Regions from separate parts of the Homo sapiens genome. Here region 2 is linked to region 1. The links are chromatin contacts, found by Hi-C or POLR2A ChIA-PET in ENCODE. All regions are on one chromosome and are shown on one strand. Each heading gives the region's core, a stretch centred on a gene start or an enhancer-like site at or near the end of the contact. The rest is flanking DNA. Distances are from core to core; before and after follow the strand shown.

Region 1 (5,791 bases), core at 2,065-4,564:
AGACGGAAAAGAAAGTGTTTTTGGTGGCAGTACATTAGAGTCACAACTGCTTTGCTGTCACCGTAGATTGACTGGCTCCAAGTCATGCAGCCTCTCATGGCAAACAAATGCTGTTAAGATCCTGCGCCAGAGAACAACATTGACAATGAGGGAAAAGATCAATCCTCTATTTACAGACTTAAAGATCCTTAAATCAAGCCTGTCATCAGAGCTGCCAAGGACTCTGCCTGTGTGACCAGATGTGCCCTTCCTCCCTGGACGGACTCCACGCTGCACATGGGACCACTGGGCTCATCTTCAGAAGGGCCCATGCAATTTGGTGACAAATCCCACCAATTTGTCAATACACTTCTTCCAAGTTTAAAAGCCAGTCATTGGAGGGATTGTTGGCAAATAAGGAAGTTGCTATAGATGCAAAATGTCAAAGCATGATTCTGCTTTCCCAACGCTTTCTGGATGCTACTTCATGCTCGGCCCCATATGAAGCACTTAGCATGCATTGTTTCGTTCGCTCTTCACGTCAGCCCGAGGAGATGGATATGACCATTGCCCCTATTCTACAGAGGAGGCAGCTGAGCCTCAAAGAGGCTAACTCACTTGCCACAGCCACCCTGCTAATGCTTAAGCCACACTAGTCAGGTTGCAAATAACTTTATGCTTATGCCCAATTTTAAATAGTACAAAAGATAAAAGGATTTCCTGGCTCTTGAAACTGAAAAGTCCAAACTTGAGGGATGATTTGACTCCCAACATAGTCATCAAGAGCCTGATTTCTTCCCAGCTTTCCTGTCTGCCTCATCAAGGGTCTACCACTCAGGGCAGCAAGATGGCTGCAACAGTGCTATCCACACACTGTGAGTCCAGAAGGGAAGGGAGAAAAATCTCCTTCCCCAGAATCCTTCAGCAAACACCTCCAGGCTCAGTGGCCCTAATTGGGCCTCCGACCACCCTCAGCTGTGCTCAACGCATACAGTGCCAGTCGTGTGTCCTTTGGAACCAGGGATGTCTCTGACCTCCCCAAACTCCAGGATCATAGTAAGGGAGGAGACCACCCCTCATATTGTCTTATGCCCAATTTCTGCCTCCAAAGAAAAAAGTAGTAAAAACTAAAAGGCAGAAATGAAATCCACAAGCAGACAGCCCAGCGCCACACCCTGGGCCTGGTAAAGATTGACTCCTGACCTAATTGGTTGTTTGCATAAAAAAGGCACTGTGAAGATCCCTGTCCTGTCCTGTTCCGTTCTAATTACCTGTGCATGCAGCCCCAGTCACATACCCACTGCTTGCTCAATTGATCATGACCCTCTCACGTGGACCCCCTTAGAGTTGTGAGCCCTTAAAAGGGACAGGAATTGCTCACTTGGGGAGTTCGGTTGTTGGAGACGTGAGTCTTGCTGAAGTTCCCTGGCCGAATAAAGCCCTTCCTTCTTTAACTTGGTTTCTGAGGGGTTTTGTCTGCGGCTTGTCCTGCTACAAATAGGGGGAATAAAAGCCAGGGTTGCTTCCAAAGAGAGCAGGGAGTGAGTGTTGAGGACAGATCATCACAACTGTGCAGTTGAGGAGCATGATTTGAACCCAGGTTTGTCTGTTCATTCAAACAGTATTTATTGAGCCCTTGCTTTGGGTCAGGCACAATTTTATATGCTGGAGACACAAACCTAAAAGGACCCTAACCTAAAAGGCAGACCCCACAAACCTAAAAGGCAGAACAGCTGCCTTTCAAAGCTAAAGTCTCGCATTTTTAAAAGGCCTTGGAGCTGCATTAATGTTCTTCTAATTTTTCTAGGTATGAATCTTCATACTTTTCTAGGTATGAATCGACCCTGTGACACCAGGATGGTTCTTTGTCAGCCTCCTTGTCTATAAAATCAGAAATAATGGTACCTCCCCCAATAAGTTATGTGAAACAAATTAAAGGGGCTTATTATACAGGAAACAAAAGCAGCACAGCATCCAAACTACTGAGCGTGCAGTAAATCAACGCATTCCCACTTCCATTCCATCCACGCTGATTTAGATCAATCCAAGTATCACTGCCTTGGGGTTCAAAAGGCCATGTTAGTTCACAAAGCCCCGAAAATGCTCTTTCACACTCTCTGCTCAGCCTCCAACGTGTCTTTTTAATAATCCAAACTTTCCACCTACTTAACTGAAGTGTGTGGGGGGAGAGGGTGCGGGGGGGAAGGGGTGGCCTATACTAAATAGCCCAACTGTTTTCCACTTGTCCTGAAATCTGAGACCAAGATTCTCTTAGGAATGCAAGCAAAGGGAGCCGACGGGACGCCAAGAAAGCACAGGTTAAACTACCTCACTTCATCTAGCCCCATTTCTCTCCTGGCTTTTCAATTAATTATTCAGCCTCAGACCAGCAGATGGAGCTGAAAATGTTGTCTAAAGAAATGAGGTTTTTCTTTTAATTTACAAGCTATAGTTTCTCATGCCTCCACACTGAATGGTTACATCCTGTTGAGCCTGTTCGTAAAGTTCAGTAAAAATCCAGTTCTCATTCCAGAACAGCTGAATCGTAGCTATGAACGCGGAAGAACAGAGTCCCAACCCCAGCCGGGCCCGGGTTTCCCGGGGCCCCTCAAGCCTCAGGGCAGTGGAGAGCCGCCGTCACGCCCCCGCCTCCCCCACGTCCCACCCTCGCCCCAGTCTCCTCCCACTTTTAGCTACTTTTCCCATCTGACTAAAACTGGCTTCCTCCGTGTCCACCAAGATGTCGCCTCTAAGTGGCCTAACTCCTAAAGAGCGCGATCGGCTCAAGCACTCCGCCACGCGGTTTCCACGGGGCGCGGCCGGCGTTGCCCTCGCCGTGGCCTCAAGCATTGCGGCGCCCCACATGTTGCCAGACGGAAGGCCTCGGCGGGGTCAGGCAGCTGCTGCTGGCCGTGACTACATCACTGGTGACGTTTCACGAGACTTTTAACTGAAATCACTCCAATACAGGCGCATGCGGGACGAGGGGAAAGCATCTCACCCGACCCCACACACCTTCCCCTCCCTCTCCAGCCTAGCGGCCTCCGCTCAGCGGAAAAAAAAGCAGACGCTACTCCCCGCTCTAGGTGCGGGACCTAAGAGGTTTGGCCCAATCAGGCATCCCACCTAACCAGACGGGCCGGAGTCTGTGGCCCGGTTGGACCAACGAAAACTCTAGGGCGGATTTGCCGGGATTTCTGGGAAAGTGACACTCCCGGAAGCTACCGCCTCTTATAAGCCACACATGGGCGGAGTTAGCCTTCCGGCCCGCAGTCCCACTGGCTGACTTCGCTGCCCGTCACGGGAATGCGGGAGAGGGCGGCGCCGGGGCGCTCGCGTCTGCGTGGAGACCGGCTGGCCGCGCGCGGGAAGCCGCGGAACTGCGCCGGAAAGTCCCCCGGCTCTGGGGCCCCGGTGACCCAGAGTAAGCCTCCAAGAAGGAGGAGGAGGAGAGAAAGGCGGCTCTTCCCGTGCCCCTACCAGAGGCTTCGGTGGGCCCACCTTGTGACCTCCGCGGCCGGCCCCTCAGTGGAACTGCGTCCCACGCGGGGGGCGTCCCGACCGTGGGGGCCGCGGCCCGCGCTGACCCTGGACGTCGCCGCGCAGGTACGTTGCCGTCCCCCGGCGGTCTGACCCCCGAGACAGCCCCTAGTGCATACCCCACGCCCTCCTCCATTGTCGAGAATGAGACACGGCTGTGCCTTTGTCCACGTGGTAGAGTTGCCGCCGCGGTGAGGCTCTCGCCTGTGCAAAAAGCGTGGCAGCGAATTCTCATCAACGAGGGGAGGCGCGTCCCCTCACAGCGCAGCTCTCGGGTCTGAGGAGGGCCGGGCAGGGCGTGCGTCTGTCTAGGTTTGAATTAAAGGCGACTCACAGGAAATAAGGCCATGCCACTGTGGTAGCTTTTCCCGTCCATCTCCGGACACTCGACGGTGTGGGTCGTGCGAGGAGGCGGCAGTCTTCACAGCCTCTTACTCTAGTCCTCACGGTCAGGTTCTTTTTCTGATTTGACACAGACAGCGGGACTGACGACCTCATAGGTAGCTGAAAACCGTAAGTGGAGATGGTCCTTCTATGGTGTGTGGGGGCGTGGCCAGTTGTTAGATTGTGTTTGGAAAGACAGCCAGGGGCGGAGAAGAGGGGCATTTCTGAGATGATGGGGGGACTGGTGCCATGGAGGGAGGAGGAGTGAGGTGGAGATCGGGAATTCCAGCCAAAGAGAAATGGGGTCCCTGGGAGAAAATTCCCACTCTAGCAGTCCTGGAGTTGTGCTCATGGAGACTTGCTTACGCGAGTACAAGGACAGCGTTGTATTGACAAAATTTCAGCCCTCAGTCTAGTCTTGTAAACGATAGATCAGGAGTGTACTTAACCGTCGTTACTTTGATCCAGCCCTAGGTTTCCCTTTTCTCATTTGTAAAATTGTTATAGTAATACCTTTTTCATCCATTTGTGGTAACATTTAAATGAGGTAATTTGTGTGAAGCCCTTAGCAAACACAGCGCTTCTTAGTCGTGGGTTCCGCGTGGGGTGGATTCAACCAACCTCAAATCAAAAATATTCTTCAGAAAAAGAAAAATGCGTTTGTACTGAACATGTAGAGGCTTTTTTTTTCTTGTCATTATTTCCTAAACTATACAGTATAACAACTATTTACATCCCATCTACATTGTATTAGGTATTATAAGTTACCTACAGATGATGAAGGTATATAGGAGGATGCTGCGCATAGGTTATATCAAACAGTACACCATTTTATCAGGGACTTGAGCATCTGCAGGTGTTGGTATCCTCGGGGGTCCTGAATCCAGTTCCTCACAGATACCGAGGGACCACTGTACTCAGTCCAGAGTACAGTTGAGGCTTAACTATGAGGTCTGTGGAGGGCGTGGAAAGACCCACGTCTGAAATTGGCTCTTAACTGCTCATTTTTAGGACAGCTTCCCTCCCAGCCAGCCCTTTACCAGAGGCAATGCACCATCTTTGCAGCCGTTATAAGTACCTGGCTCTTTCCAGCCCTATGTGGAATGTTTTATTTATTTCATAAGCTAATCATTATAAAAAAAAAAGTCTTTTTTTTGAAATGAAAAAAAACTGTTCACTAAGTTTGTAAGTATAAACTATTTTAGTAATGTCCTCTATTTTAGTAATGTCCTCTTTTTTTTAAGTGAAATATTTTAATTATGGAGAAAAGAACATAACAGTTGTACCTGTACCCTGAAAAAAGTAAATGTCAATTTTTTAAATGCTTTTGGACTTTTTTATTTGGGGGACAATGTGACATTTCAGCTATAGTTCATATTCTGTGTCCACACACCCAAGAGCTTTGAAATCTAACATGCCTTTCTGTGGAGGCACTGTGACTCCACAGGACTTATCTGGTGGATGTTAGTACCTGTGTAAGCTGGGTGTCCTCCCTTCTAATCCCCACTCACCCAAGAGGTTTGCTGCTTCTAGCTTATCATGGGGATTATGGCTGCCATTTTGATTCTGTCCTCATGTCATTTGTGTTTCTACCCTCTTAAGAAACCTGCCTTCTCTGCCTTCCCAGTTCCTCCTGAGTGAGCTCATGATAGACTTTCCTAGACTCAGCAGCTGACGAGCATTTCATTGGTTTGGTTGGCCTTTATTGGGCCAGTGACCACTCTTCCCTTCAACATGGTCCACTGTCTTTACCAAGGGGCTGTCATGTCTGTTGCAAGCATTCAGGAAAGAGTGGCCTTCCATACTCAAATGTACTCTATTTTATAAAATGTGATTTTAAAAATTCGTGGTCCAATCAGGCCTCCTTATCCTCTGGGAATTGATTCCA
Region 2 (5,791 bases), core at 1,799-4,298, 900 kb before region 1:
CTTGAAGACACTTAGGTGAGTTTCAGTCAGATTAAGCCCAGTCATTTGTTAATAAATTAAAATACCAACATTACAAAGAATATGTATTGGATATTTGTGAGTACACACAAATACAACCAATATTAACAAGTTGAATACAACCTTATATTTATTTCCAGGATCTGTGTCTAATTTTCAGTATTAATATATTACTAAAAGAATATTTTAATAGACAGATCTATTTTGTTCTCTACAATTCTTATCCAAAACTTTCTGCTTGGGGAACTACCTAATTTCCTTTTATTCTAATAAGTAGATGAATGAGACTTCACTTAACTATAATTTCCCTCTATTAGCTGTTCATGACACGTTGCTTGGTAATATTTCCAAAAGTCATGCTTACACAATGTTGAGTACCAACTTTAGAAATTATTAATTTAACAAATCCAAATAAATAAACTTCCAGTCAAGAAGAACTGAAGTGATTTCATAATATGCCTAAATATTGACCATTGTTCTTCAACTTTGAGGTGTTTTAATAGCAAAATAAGGAAATACCAGCCAGGGATGAAAATCCCAGCATTCTGGCCATCACATGTTGTGACTTGTGTAACAGCACAGATGGACATGAAGATGGTGAGCCTTGTAAGGCCCCTCCTCTCCCTCACATCTTAGCTGCAGGAATTTTAGTTTCATTATCCAGCACCAATGAGTATCCTTTCCCTCTTCGTATGCTAAGAACATTTATTCCATGATTGTCTGTTTCCACTCTAATTTGTATTCTGTCTACACAAAAAATTTGATGTTACAATGCTTAGCGACATACCACATAACTCAGAGTGAATTCTTTCACACAGTCCCAGAGAGAGAGGGTCGGCCAGATGCCAAAACATTGCTAGTGTGGTGGCTTTCCTTCCGACTGGAGGAGATGTTTAAATGGTGTTGTATCATTTCTTGAACTACATTTTTGCCTCTGTGCCTCCTGGGTATGAGAGGATTTATAGACCAACGTTTTTCCATGTTTTCTTCACATGGATTACTTTTTTTTTTTTTTTCTGTAGGACTCTCCAGCTCCTTAAATAGGCTGCTGTTCTTTTGATTCACTACTTGGAGTTAGAGGTTATAGCATTTCCCAAACCTGTTTTACTTGCTTTAACCCAGGATTTCCTGTGAGCAGTACCTATTTTTTTTCTGTAATACCTGACATATCTAGTGAAGCACACTTTTGCCAACATGAAATGAATAGCCATGTCTTTAATAAGCATGGCTAACTCAAAGAGAAGATCATAGTTTTTACACATTTTGCCTTCTAAAATGTAAGACTGATTCACTAATCAATTGATTCGTCAATAGAGAAACAGAAACAATCTCTTACAAAGTTATCACTGCAAGTTCGCTGATGCTCATGATTGAATCTATCTCCAGAAACAAAGGGAGAATAGAAAGCAGAATCATTTTCCAAATGGAGGAAATAGGTGAACAGAGCCCTCCAATATAGTCAAACTCACCTTCTTGTCACAATAATGAAGGCTGTGTTAGAAAAGGCAAGTTAATAAGAACACATATTAAAAAGAAATTATCCAGAATAACGCACTTTTGGAACAATCTCATCTAACTCCAACTTCAAAGAGGAGGGAACTGGAGATAAAAGCAAACAAAACTAGCAGATGGCACTCCTGTGACTAGCAACAAAGCACCTTAATTTCGAACTCAATGTTCTTCCAAGGAGAAAAATACAAAGATTATCCTCCTTGGTAGTTTAAGTAAAGCTGACATTGGTTTAAAAAACAAAAAAAGGCTTTGGTTTCAAGATAAAGCAGTGAATCTGGCTTTAAAGGCAGCCTAAAGGGTAAAGGAGGGGAATGAATGACTGTAAGGCCCATAAGATCCGGTCAGCAGTAAATGAAAGGGAGGGTGAGGCTACTTTAGTGGAAGCAAGAAGACTTAGGGGGATTGAATTGCACACAAGGCGGTGAATATCCCGAATGATGGCTAAGTCTTCATGATGCCACCAGACTTACAGATCATCCAGTAAGTCATTTTACTAACAACAATTTTGTAACTACTAAACTATTTAACCATGTGCCCTGTTTCTCATTTCTTCTCCAGTGTGTGAGTGAGTATATACTTAGTTTGGCAAAAGATTTATTTCCCAGCTGGAAGTAAATCAGGTCCATATTACACTCCAAAACCCAGTGTCATGTTGATTGTTTATGCCAATTTTGATCCAGGTGTTTCTCACTTGTTGATGTGGAGACAGTGGGAAAGTGCATGCTCCTTGTCACCATACAGAGCTGTAGTTGTAATTTTAGGGCTGCTTGCAATACTAGTGGTGAAAGTCAATAATTTTTGGATAAATATGATGACTGAGTCCAAGAAAGCTTAACTATGTATGATGGGAGATATGGTAAGATGTTTACACCTCCCAGACCATGTGTGTGAACCACCATAAATAGTAAAAGGAGAAGTCACAAAGAAATAAGGATTTGATTTAACTGTGGTGGATGTTTGCTTTGTTTTGAGTCAGAGTCACTGTTGCTCTGAGATCTGTAACAGTTCAGTGAGTGTCCCTCTCTTCCAACCTGCATCCCTTTACTTGAGTACTTTGTCTGGTGCTGACATCTGTTCTGTCCACAGGTGCTACAGGCTGAATGTCCTGAGGAATTAATGCTTCTGGGAGCAGCCTTTGACCAGTCCCTGAGAGAATTAGCAGATAGGCACATGAGCTCGTTCGCCCCTTGGTTGAGATAAATCTGAGGCACATGCTTGATGCTGGCTCCTAGAGGTCCCCAGCAGGTTTAAGCTCTGCATGCCCATGGTGGAAACTGGCCTCATGGCATAACCTTCCCAGACTGCCTTCCTCTCTCACTTCCCCAACCCCTGACTGCTGTTTCCTGGAATCACTCCCAAAATAAACAGCTTGTGCTTGAATCTTCGATTTGGGTCTGCTTTTAGGGAACCCACACAAGACAATATGACTTGACTCACATTTCTCTCCAGCTTGGCCCTGAGTAGGATTAGTAACGACAGGCAGGGATACATCATGGACACCAGGCCATTGTCCAGTGCTTGCTCTCTATGAGTCTTTCGAGTTCCAGTTGGGTGAGCGTGACCCACTTCTGCAGCCCTTCCAACTCAGCACACACGCTGCCAGGAGCAGAGAGCATCGGGGTAAACACGACATTTTCCTCATGCTCAGCAAGACAGGAAGTTTATTAAATCTGGTATAAATCTTTGTCTTTAAAGTGCCAGTTGGTGATTTATTTTCTCCTTCTGTTTAGATTTTTTAGAGCGTAGGTGCCAACCTCTGGAATCCAATCCAAAACCCCAAGCGAAGTCCTGTTGATAAATCAACAAAAGCCCTGTTTGCACAACGCAAGCCAAATGCAAATCCCTCATCCTTGAGAGTGAGTCTAATGATCATTTTTCAGTGTTATAAAAGGTGCCATATCAATGCATCTTACTAATTCTCACCTTGGCTTCTAAGAAACCTCCTCTGGCTGCCTTCCTTCAAAGAAAATCCACAGATAAATAAAACCTCTCAAGGAACACCATAGGTGGTAAACACATCTGAGGGGAAAGAAAATTGCTTCAGGATGCAGTTAGCGGGCATATTCCCCACTATCTCTCCCTTGTATTTGGGCAGCCAGTTCAACCGTGTGTGCTTCTTCATCTGCAAAAGGGTTTTAACATGGATCTGATGCAGGCTCTGAGAGCAATTTAAATAGCGTGGCTAAGACCTTGTTAACCTCTCCTTGTTATGAGCTGGGACTCAGGCATGTGGCCGAATCCATATAACCCTCTATTTCCTTACCCTAGGATGGTTGAAAGGATTAAATGCATTCACTTATTTGTTCCTTCACCCAAGAAATATATATTTGGCACCTACTCTGTGCCAGAAACAGACTGGGCTTGGGATACCCAGGTGAACCAAACAGTTGTGGCCAAAGGAAAGAAGGTTAGTGGCAGTGAGGCAGTGAAAACAAAGAGACGAAGACAAAAAACTGAGGCTGACAACGTCGGCATGAGCCAAACCATACCAGGCCTCAAAGGAGCTTGGTGTTTGTGCTAAGAACTATTGGAAACCACTAAAGGGCATGAAGCAAGAGAATGAGTGGCATGAGAAGAAATTAGGAGGCAAGTGGAGAATGGATGAGCTAAGTGCCAATAACAAGGTCACCAGACCAGTGTCTGGCACAGCACAAATGTTCAACAAATAGAAGTTCTTGCCGCTCCCCTTGCACCCATCCCCTCAGAAGCCAGAGTTATTATCCTGTCCTTAACCACCTCCTCTAAGGTAATATTACCTAGTAACTGTTAAGCTATTACCTGCCTCCATGATCCAATTATCCACTTGGGGGCAAAGATCATTTCTTCTTTGGGAGGAGGAAATTGGAAATTAAGTTTTATGATCTAAGGTAGAAAAGGCTTCTGTTTGACAAGAATCATTGTAAAATTATTGCACATTTCATATCAACGTGTGTAGCTAACTACTATACAAAAGAGGTTATGGGATTCTAGAAATGATATTTATGATCAAAGGCAGCTCAAATGGTTGGGCAAACGTGAAAGAGATATACACAGATATAATATAATCATGTGCCCTTAAAAACAAGTTGGCAGGTTGGCTCAGTCGATTTTTGGTAAATAGAGTAAGTATTTAAAATAACAAGGGCAGCTAATTAGGTATATATCCTATTCATGAAAATTTGCTATTATGTAAGACCTATGAGTTGTTGATCATAAGACTTTATTTTGAAAAACGTTGGAATATATATGTTTATAAAGATAAATGCATCTAAACAATTGTGTCTGGACAATGAGATTTCTTTTGTGCTGTTTAAAATACACAAAAGATGGACAGAGACAGACACAGAACTATGTCGCCATCAAAGAGTTTCAAAGAAACCAATGACTAGGTGTTAGTTAGATGCTTTCAAAAAACTAAAATCTAAGAACCACCAGATGGGTTTATTTTGCTACATTTAGATAAAGACAAACAAAGAAGTGACAAACCCATTACTGGATATAGATTTAATAATCTATCAAGAAGAGTGATTTTTAAATTGGAAATTTGAAGGAGAGATTCAAAAATCCAGAATTGGTGAAGGGCTAAGAAATTGTCCAACTTTACAATGGAAATGGAAAGATCTGGCAGATGAAATCTTAGGGTTTTACTTGATAAGTAAAAAGAGAAACCAATCATGAGAATTGTCAGAAGGCTAGGAAGAAGCAAATGTTGCCATATCGTTCAAAGAATTATTAGGCTACATTCTGGAAATGATGAGAAAATTTGTAGTTGATCCCTAAGAAAATTCAAGAATAAAATTTCAATCATATGACTTCAGAGCTCTTAGAAAGGAATGAGCATCAGGAGTCAAAATAAGTTCACAACAAACAAACCCTTCCACATAGTTGTTGATGTTGGTTTTCATTGTGTTACCAAAGAGGGGGGATCAGGATCAGGCAATAGATCCACTGGGTATATTTCTGGGAAACATGGACAACAACCAGGAAAAAGAGAATTGTTCCAGGTACCTCTAAATCAGAAACGTTTATTGCCAAAGTAAAATGAAGATGAATTCCTCGCTGTGTTCAGTCATGTTTGGTAATCCATCTGCTTTATATTCAGGTTTTTATTCTGGGTTTTCTTTGAGCATGGGTGGACAAATCTATGTATAAAGCATTTCCTGCAAATTAGGCCATGCACAGTAAAAAGTTAACTTGTGACTTTCTAGACAAATGCCATTTCATATCATTACTCCTATTGATATTTATGCTATCCTTTCTAGCATATGAACAATAAGTTACT

What was found. Hi-C counts contacts between places; a loop is a spot of excess contacts on that map. ChIA-PET counts read pairs that join two places held with the same protein, here RNA polymerase II (POLR2A). Pooled maps may share reads with other maps.
Region 2: a map of heart left ventricle shows a loop between it and region 1 (3-fold over the local background). The contact joins the enhancer-like site here to the promoter of NXT1 in region 1. A Hi-C loop is called at or near these places in 4 of 168 maps with a recorded cell type or tissue (chondrocyte, heart left ventricle and heart right ventricle) and 6 of 50 pooled maps. POLR2A ChIA-PET finds 5 or more read pairs at or near these places in 1 of 52 experiments (HCT116).

The regions. Positions count from the first base shown.
Region 1 is chr20:23,347,477-23,353,267 of GRCh38, forward strand. NXT1 (nuclear transport factor 2 like export factor 1) reads left to right here and starts at 3,315. Exons shown (of 2, transcript NM_013248.3): 1 at 3,315-3,585. NXT1-AS1 (NXT1 antisense RNA 1) reads right to left here and starts at 3,991. Exons shown (of 3, transcript XR_937384.2): 1 at 3,854-3,991. RefSeq lists enhancers at 2,316-3,188, 2,897-3,036, 2,956-3,250, 3,189-4,060, 4,117-4,166 and silencers at 2,607-2,736, 3,357-3,626.
Region 2 is chr20:22,446,468-22,452,258 of GRCh38, forward strand. It overlaps LOC105372562 (a long non-coding RNA gene), which reads right to left. Exons shown (of 4, transcript XR_937337.3): 4 at 3,175-3,318. Among named protein-coding and RNA genes, the nearest start is that of LINC00261, 130 kb to the right of the region's middle. Within about 2 kb of position 3,049, at least 4 of the 41 ENCODE cell types and tissues checked have a DNase peak (open chromatin) inside an H3K27ac peak, as active enhancers do.